Regions from separate parts of the Mus musculus genome. Here region 1 is linked to region 2. The links are chromatin contacts, found by POLR2A ChIA-PET in ENCODE. All regions are on one chromosome and are shown on one strand. The core of a region is the stretch at or near the end of the contact, and the rest is flanking DNA. Distances in the headings are between cores, read along the strand shown.

Region 1 (3,670 bases), core at 363-2,862, 220 kb after region 2:
CTCTCGTCTGTCTGACTTCACTATCTTGGCCTTTCATTGTGTTCTGATTGCTTTTCCAGTGTTTTCTGCATCTTGGGAGGTAGCATAAGAACACTGAGGCTACGAGCTCACATCTGGGTTCCAAATTCAGCTTAGTAACCTGAGACCCGAGGCAAGTGGCTAAAGCCTCCTATTCTGACGGCTGATGGGAGCACACCTATTACTCAGCTGAACATTAAGTAACTCTAACTCCTGTTTCCTATTAAGCTCTGCTTTCCCATAGCTTTCGAACAGACTGCACTCCCTTTACTGAGTTACCTATTCTTTGTTGCTCGGCTCATTTCAGACAAGCCTGGGACTCCCAATTAATCTTTCCTACACATGTATATTAATTGGTTATTAAAATTCCGTATGATCATTAATAAACGTCCCAGACATGGTCTATAATCTCCTTGATGAGCATCTTTGGCTTCACAAGTTTTGTAAATAAGGGAGTACAGATATTTAACAGTCTTTGAACATTCTGAAAGCATCCTGTCTTGCCTCCTTTGAGCAGATGGGTAGTAGGTGCGGGTAGGAGACTTATCCACGACCAAGGCTCACGTGGTTGGGAGCTGGATGCACCTAAGGCTATCCTTTCTATAAAGTCCTTCACATGCGCTCCAAGCCAATACAGGGCAGGCCACTTCGGGCCGCACCCTACCCTGGCTGCCAAACCCCAGCGAGCTTTCTGGTTAGCTACTCAGCGCGGGGGCTGGGAAGGAGAGATGGCGAATCGGAGCCTGCGGGGCATTCTCATCTCTCCAATCAACATCACGATCTAGTTGGGCAGCACAGGAATTTAAGGCTATAGTTAGGAAAGGGCGGTGGAAGGTATGAGGGACTGGGTCAACTCAAGAAGGGGCATAAAGATAGGAGGATCCAGCCAACCAATGGGAGGAGCTGAGGCTGAGGTCGGTCAGAAAAGGTAACACTTTAAAGGTAGAGCTTTTGGCTGAGCTAGCCAATAGAGGGGAACAGACGGGTGGATGGGCGTGCCCTAAACTCAATCGTAATAGAACTGGAGATTCGCGGGACCGAGGCGATGGATACGACATCCTCCAATCGGAAGAAAGGCATCCTACTAATCAGAGCTCACCAACAGCAGACAGGCAGGCCCGTTGACCAATCGCAAACAAGGACTGTAAAAGGCGAGGATAGGAAGAAGAGACTGGAGGTAGAAGGCAGGCTGAGGTAGCCAATCATTGTTTGCAAAAGACAGCGGGCGGGCCGACAGGCCTTTTAGGGACTCTGAGGGTCTCAGAAGTGGCCTGTGGGGGGTCTGTTAGGGTAGGAGGTGGCATTATTCAAAGAGGGAAGAGTGTGGTCCCAAGAATCGGGCGAAGATACGCGGTTGTGAATCTGGGATCCTCACCTCGGGCCTTGCGCCGACTCTCCTGGTCACCGAGGCTGGGTGGTTTCTCCATGGAGCTCAGGATGGAGCCCAGTAGGTCCGCCATCTTGGGAATGAGTGAGAGGGGGCGGTGCGTCTTAAAGGGAAGGACGAAATGCCTTTAAGGCCGGAAACACGTCGGAAGCGAAAAACCGCGCTGCTCCGCCCCGCTTAAGGCAGCGAGATGAGGCCGGCGACTTGCGTGGCGACCTTCCTACCCCGCCCCCAGCAGAGAGAGGCCGGAGGCTAGCTGGTGCAGAGACGTTTAATGGCAATTCGTATAAACCAAGCCCATGCACAAGTAGAAAGTGCTCGTGGAGCCAGCCGGGGGCTCCCGCCGCGCCAGGGAATCAGACGCCCGGCCGCGCAGCGCCTTAAATAGATTCTTCACTATACTCTGTATGTTACAGTTATGTACACACCCCTCCCCACGGGAGCGGGACTCCGCCTCGCGATCCTATGTACACCCCCTCCTCTTTGGCCCCTACGTGGGCGACCAGAGAGTCAGGGTGATGGGGAAGACAGGGCCAGGAAAGGAGGAAACAGACGCAAACATGCGGAGTCAAGGTGGGGGCAGTCACCCCTGAAACACGAGGGCGCGCGCAGCGAAGGCAGCGGTGGGGACCGAGGCGGATACATTCATCAGAGACTCTCGAACAAATAAATAAGGCAAGTCAGGAAGGTCCGAGTCAGGTGCAGGCAGGAACGGGGATATGGAGAAGGTGCAGGCAGGGCTCCGGAGGTCACAGCTGAAGATGCAGATATGTGGGGCGTGGGTCTTCTGGAGCCGGAGACCAAAAGAGGAGGCACAACCAGAAGGGAGGAAACGTGTAAGGCCTGGGGGCGGGGGTTCTACGAAGGGCTCCCAAAAAGGTGAAGGGGTGAAGAGCTGCCGACAGGGGGCTCCCCTAGTCCCGAAAGCCCTCTCCTTGTTTAGACAGCCAGAAGGGGCTCCCAGGGTTTTGAAGAAAGGCGTTGGAGAGGTCAGGTGGCCAGTCCTGGCTGGGGCAGCCCCTCCAGCTCCTGGTTCTGCTTCAGTTCCCTCATTCTGCGGAGAGACAGAGCCAAGTCAGAGGAGACTGATGGATCAGAAAAGGTGTCAGGGCAGAGAGGTAAGGATGGGGTTAGAACCTGTGTCGGCAGCGCCGCAGGAACCTCATTATTTTCCGGGCTGCCTGGTCTTGCTTCTTGGTGAGAAAGGTGCCCCTGGTGGGAAAGAAGAGTCCCCACTTTAAGACCATTGTAGGGAAAGGCTGGAGGGCCGATAGAGGTAGTGGGCATTAACAAAGAGGTAAACTGAGGGCTGTATAGGGGCAGGAAGGGGTGGTCCCTACTTGTTTCGAGCAGGAAGGGGGCCTGAGGGCCGGTGAGGAGGCCCCGGCCTGCGGCGGTAGGAGCGGTAGTGCTGCTGGATAAGCACCGCTGCTCGGCGGCTCTGCTGAAACCGCTTCTGTTCATAGTAGCTTCGGAACTTGCTCTGAATCAGGATGGCCGCCTGAGTCATTTTCTTATAGAGTGCAAACTGCAGGGAAGGAGAGGGGGGACAGGAGCTGAAATGGAGAGACAGAAATCCAAACCTCTGAAGGTCACCCTTCAATTAGGCTGATGTAGAGCCCGTTCTCTGACCCACCCACGGCTGAATCAGACTACTCACACCCAGATCTCATGCCTAATACCTTAAGTGCAATCCAGGTCAGCTTGTGGAAAGAGAGGGGACGTTAGGGCTCTCATAGCACAGAGATAGATAGGTTAGGTGGACGCGTGTTGGTATACTTTTGAGAAAATGCTCTAACCTGCTTGTACTTCCGATAACAACGTTGGATCACCGCTGCGGCTACCTCCTGCTGCTCCTTCAGCCTCCGACCCTAAAGGAAGAGAATGAGGCCCCGTCTGAGCCTCTCAAGGCCCACCTAGTAGACTCTGGACCACCTCTTCCTCCCAGAGTCTCCTCCTTAAAACTTTTTAAAAACCATTTACTTATTTTGTGTGTGTGTATATAGGCTGCCTGTGTGTGGACACGAGAAGACAATTTGAAGCAGTCAGTTTCTTCTTCCACCATGAATTCCAGGGATCAGAATTAGGTTGTCAGGCTTGGTGGCAAGTACTGTGTCCCCCGCCCCCCATTCTTTCTCATTCCTATTTAAGGCCTCTGAGTGAGTGCTTGTTCCACAAAAGCAATGGGAGCCCATAGTCTTCCCTGTCAAGGACAATTCATCCCAAGAACCTAGGTCTAACCTTGTACTTTCGGAAAGCTGTCTG
Region 2 (3,546 bases), core at 671-3,170:
ACCCACTCCTGCCTCACTGCCCTAGCATTCTCTACACTGGGGCATCGAGCCTTCACAGGACCAAAGGCTTCCCCTCCCCTTGGTGCCAGATAAGCTTGATATCTGATTTCTTGGAGCTGGAGATATAAGTAGTTGTGAGCCAGCTGACGTAATGCTGGGGGCTGAATTCAGGTCTTCTGCAAGAGCAGCCAGTGCTCTTAACATCTCAAGCCCTTCTTCTAGCATCCTAGAATGAATTTCAATTACTTAGCTTCTGAGCTTCCCTGAACTTCCTGTTCCAGCTTCATGTCAGCCCTGAGCACCAATCACATTCCATTCACTCCACATACACAGAACTCCTCACTGGACCTCAACCATACCAGGCTCCTTCACAGCCCCATCTCTTAGAGAATACTAGCTCCCTTTTCCACAACAACCTTTCATCCATCACAACAGCCCTTTAGAATTCAGTTCAAGAACCACTTCCAGGGCTGGAGAGATGGCTCAGTGGTTAAGAGCAATGGCTGCCCTTTCAGAGGAACCTGTTCAATTCCCAGCAACCACACAGTACCTCAAAACTGCCTACAGCTCCAGTTCTAAACAATCCAATGTCCTCTCTAACCTCCATGAGCAATGCATGCACATCACTCACAGACACACATACAGATACAAAATACCCTTACTCACCAAATTAAATAAATAAATCTTGGTGGGCAGTGGTGATGCACACCTTTAATCCCAGTACTCAGGAGACAGAGGCAGGCGGATCTTGGTGAGTTCGAGGACAGCCTGACCTACAGAGCAAGTTCCAAGACAACCAGGGCTACAAAGAGAAACCTTGTCTCAAAAAAACCAAATAAAATAAAATAAGCTAACAAACACCATTGAGTGAGAGAACATTTCATTTATCTCTATATCCATAGAGCCTAGCACACCTAATTGATAATCAAAGACAGAAAGGTCGAGGGAAGGAACCAGGACATGAGAATGAGCTGGGCTCAGGATCAGGAAGAAGCCTTAGGCACGGAGAATGTCATGCTTTCCTTGGGAGAGGTTGGCCACCAAAGAGCCCATGACTACCCAGTATGGAGGAACCCACTTGAACTCCCACTGTCATCACCTGGCCCAGGGCCAATGCTTAATAATAAATTCTTATAAATTCAGTAAGTCAGACAGTTAACTAAATCAGAGAGGTCTGAGTGGCTTTGGGCCACAGGGCTGTTTCAGTGGTGGCTCATATCTTTAATCCCAGTATTTAGGGAGGCAGAGGCAGTGATACTCAATTTGTGGGGAAGGGGGTGAGGGGAAGACTAGTGCCCAAGTCATGTCTGGCCACCCTTCTTTAATAAGCCAATTAAAAATGGAAAGTTAAAAAAGGAGACGTATCCAATGTGGCCACATTGGGAAGAGTGACAAAGAGATCCGGCAAGCCCCCTCAAGTCAGTCTTCAGGGTGCTAACGCAACATCAAAGTTTAAATAGAGCAAGGTTGTGCACATCTAAGTACCCCACCCCCACCCGCACCCCCACCCTCAGTCAAGGTGTGTGGTCACACCCATCACTGACTATTCATTATCTGGGCTTCAGTCTCATCCTGTAAAGTGGTCTGACAAGTTGTTAGAACTGTGTAAAATCTCTTTCTGGAAGACAAGTTCTGATAGTCAAGACTGAAGAGATACAAGTATCTCTTTAAACTATCTTCATTTTTGACAGACCTATTACACCAGAGGATCTCTATGAGTTCCAGGCCAACTTGGTCTAAACTGAGATCCTGTCAGAAAACAAGTCAATAACCGCCTCTTTCCACCCCTGTCTGGCCTGGCATTAGCGCCCTGGCAGTCAGACTAGACCAGGTAGACTCGGAAGGGCGAGGCCGCGCTGAGCATCCTGGGAATTGTAGTGTTCGCTGCAGTGGCCTCTGCGCAGGCGCACATTAACAGGCATTTCCGGGCTGTGGCGCCACACCTCGCAAAAGACGGCCTGTGGGGCTTTCCACTGGAACGATGGCTACCTACAGTCTGGCGAACGAGCGGCTGCGCGCCCTGGAGGATATCGAGCGTGAAATCGGCGCCATCCTCCAGAACGCAGGTTCGGGAAGCGAGGGGCAGACGGCAAGGGGTGAAGACCAGCCCGGGACTCTGCGTGCAGTTGGGGCGGGACCTGAATGCTAGCCTTAGGGCGGGGCTGAGTCTGAAGCCTGGGTCTGACATCGCCCTCTCCCCGCCCTGGCAGGAACGGCGATCCTGGAACTGTCCAAGGAAAAGACTAACGAGCGGCTCCTCGACCGGCAGGCGGCAGCCTTCACCACTTCTGTGCAGCACGTGGAGGCAGAGCTATCCGCTCAAATCCGCTACCTCACTCAGGTGGGTGTGTCTAGAAGGTGCTGGGCGGGGACCCCAGCTCTGAACCAACGCCCTAGCCTTGGGGATTCCCTGAGCTTTAGCTAGGTAAGACTGCCTCTTACGCGATAGGTACTTTCATTTCAGGGCTGGTTTAGTCCTCTAAAAGGAAAGGATTAAAAATGTCTAGGGTGTATAAACAATACCCTAGGCATACCAGCTGGCACAGGCCGGTATTCTGAGCTACTTAAGTGCCTGAGGCTGGAAGATCACAAGTTCAAAACTTGTCTGGGCAATTCAGACCCAGTAGGTCAGAAAGAGAGTTGGAGCTCTGTGTTAGAGCACTTACCTACCATAAAGAGGCCCAGGTACTGAAATAAATAAATAAAAATAAATAAATAAATAAATACTGAAGCTACCGAACGTTGTTCCCAGAAACTTGTGAGGCCATATTTGCTTGGGGACTAAGAAGACAGACATCGCTAAGAGGCTTCCAGAGTCTTTACTCCAGCTGCTACTGTTTACTGACATCTGTGGTGTGCTGGGCATATCCTAAAACTCTAGGAAGTATTCGCTGTGGTCCCTATTTCATAGATGAGGTTCACACAGTGGTTAAGCTTTTTCTTTTTTTTTTTTTTTTGTTGTTGTTGTTGTTGCCTTAGAACACTGAGTTACCAGTCAACTAATGTAGATCAAACTTGGGAAAGATGTGAGACCAGAGAAATAATACTGCCCGGTTGTGGGTGGTAAAGAGAGGCAGTACCCCATTGATTGATCTGACTTGTAGGTGGCCACAGGGCAGCCGCATGAGGGCTCCAGCTACTCTTCCAGGAAGGACTGTCAAATGGCTCTAAAGCGAGTAGACTACGCCCGCCTCAAGATTAGTGATGTGGCGAGAACCTGTGAGCAGATGCTGGAGAACTGAGTTCGGATGATCCAGAGTGTGCCCTGCACCAGAGACCGTAGGATGGGGAGCAGTGCATCATACACGTGCCCTACTGGTCAGGGCAGACGAGGACCACAAGGCAGAAAGGAGAACTGAAGAATCCAAAGCCCCAGTGTACACACATCTCTTCTGACTCTTCCAGCAAGACGGCCCTGTTTTCCACTATGCAAGATCAGACAGAGGTCAGAGGTCAACTCCCAACCCACTTCCTCATGTGCACCCTGCCCTGGAGTTTCAGAAGACTTGGCCCAATAAAAATAAATGTGTTCTTATAAGCACACAC

Evidence for each region. ChIA-PET counts read pairs that join two places held with the same protein, here RNA polymerase II (POLR2A).
Region 1: POLR2A ChIA-PET joins it to region 2 with 13 read pairs in embryonic stem cell. The contact joins the promoter of Spag7 here to the promoter of Med11 in region 2. POLR2A ChIA-PET finds 5 or more read pairs at or near these places in 3 of 5 experiments (Patski and embryonic stem cell).

Annotation. Positions count from the first base shown.
Region 1 is chr11:70,667,804-70,671,473 of GRCm38, forward strand. Spag7 (sperm associated antigen 7) reads right to left here and starts at 1,613. Exons shown (of 7, transcript NM_172561.3): 1 at 1,394-1,613. The coding sequence starts at 1,478. Camta2 (calmodulin binding transcription activator 2) reads right to left here. Exons shown (of 23, transcript NM_001190376.1): 18 at 3,647-3,670; 19 at 3,205-3,276; 20 at 3,088-3,108; 21 at 2,746-2,933; 22 at 2,543-2,617; 23 at 1,660-2,459. The coding sequence ends at 2,396.
Region 2 is chr11:70,449,998-70,453,543 of GRCm38, forward strand. It overlaps Med11 (mediator complex subunit 11), which reads left to right and starts at 1,921. Exons shown (of 3, transcript NM_025397.3): 1 at 1,921-2,066; 2 at 2,211-2,341; 3 at 3,105-3,546. The coding sequence starts at 1,982. The coding sequence ends at 3,242.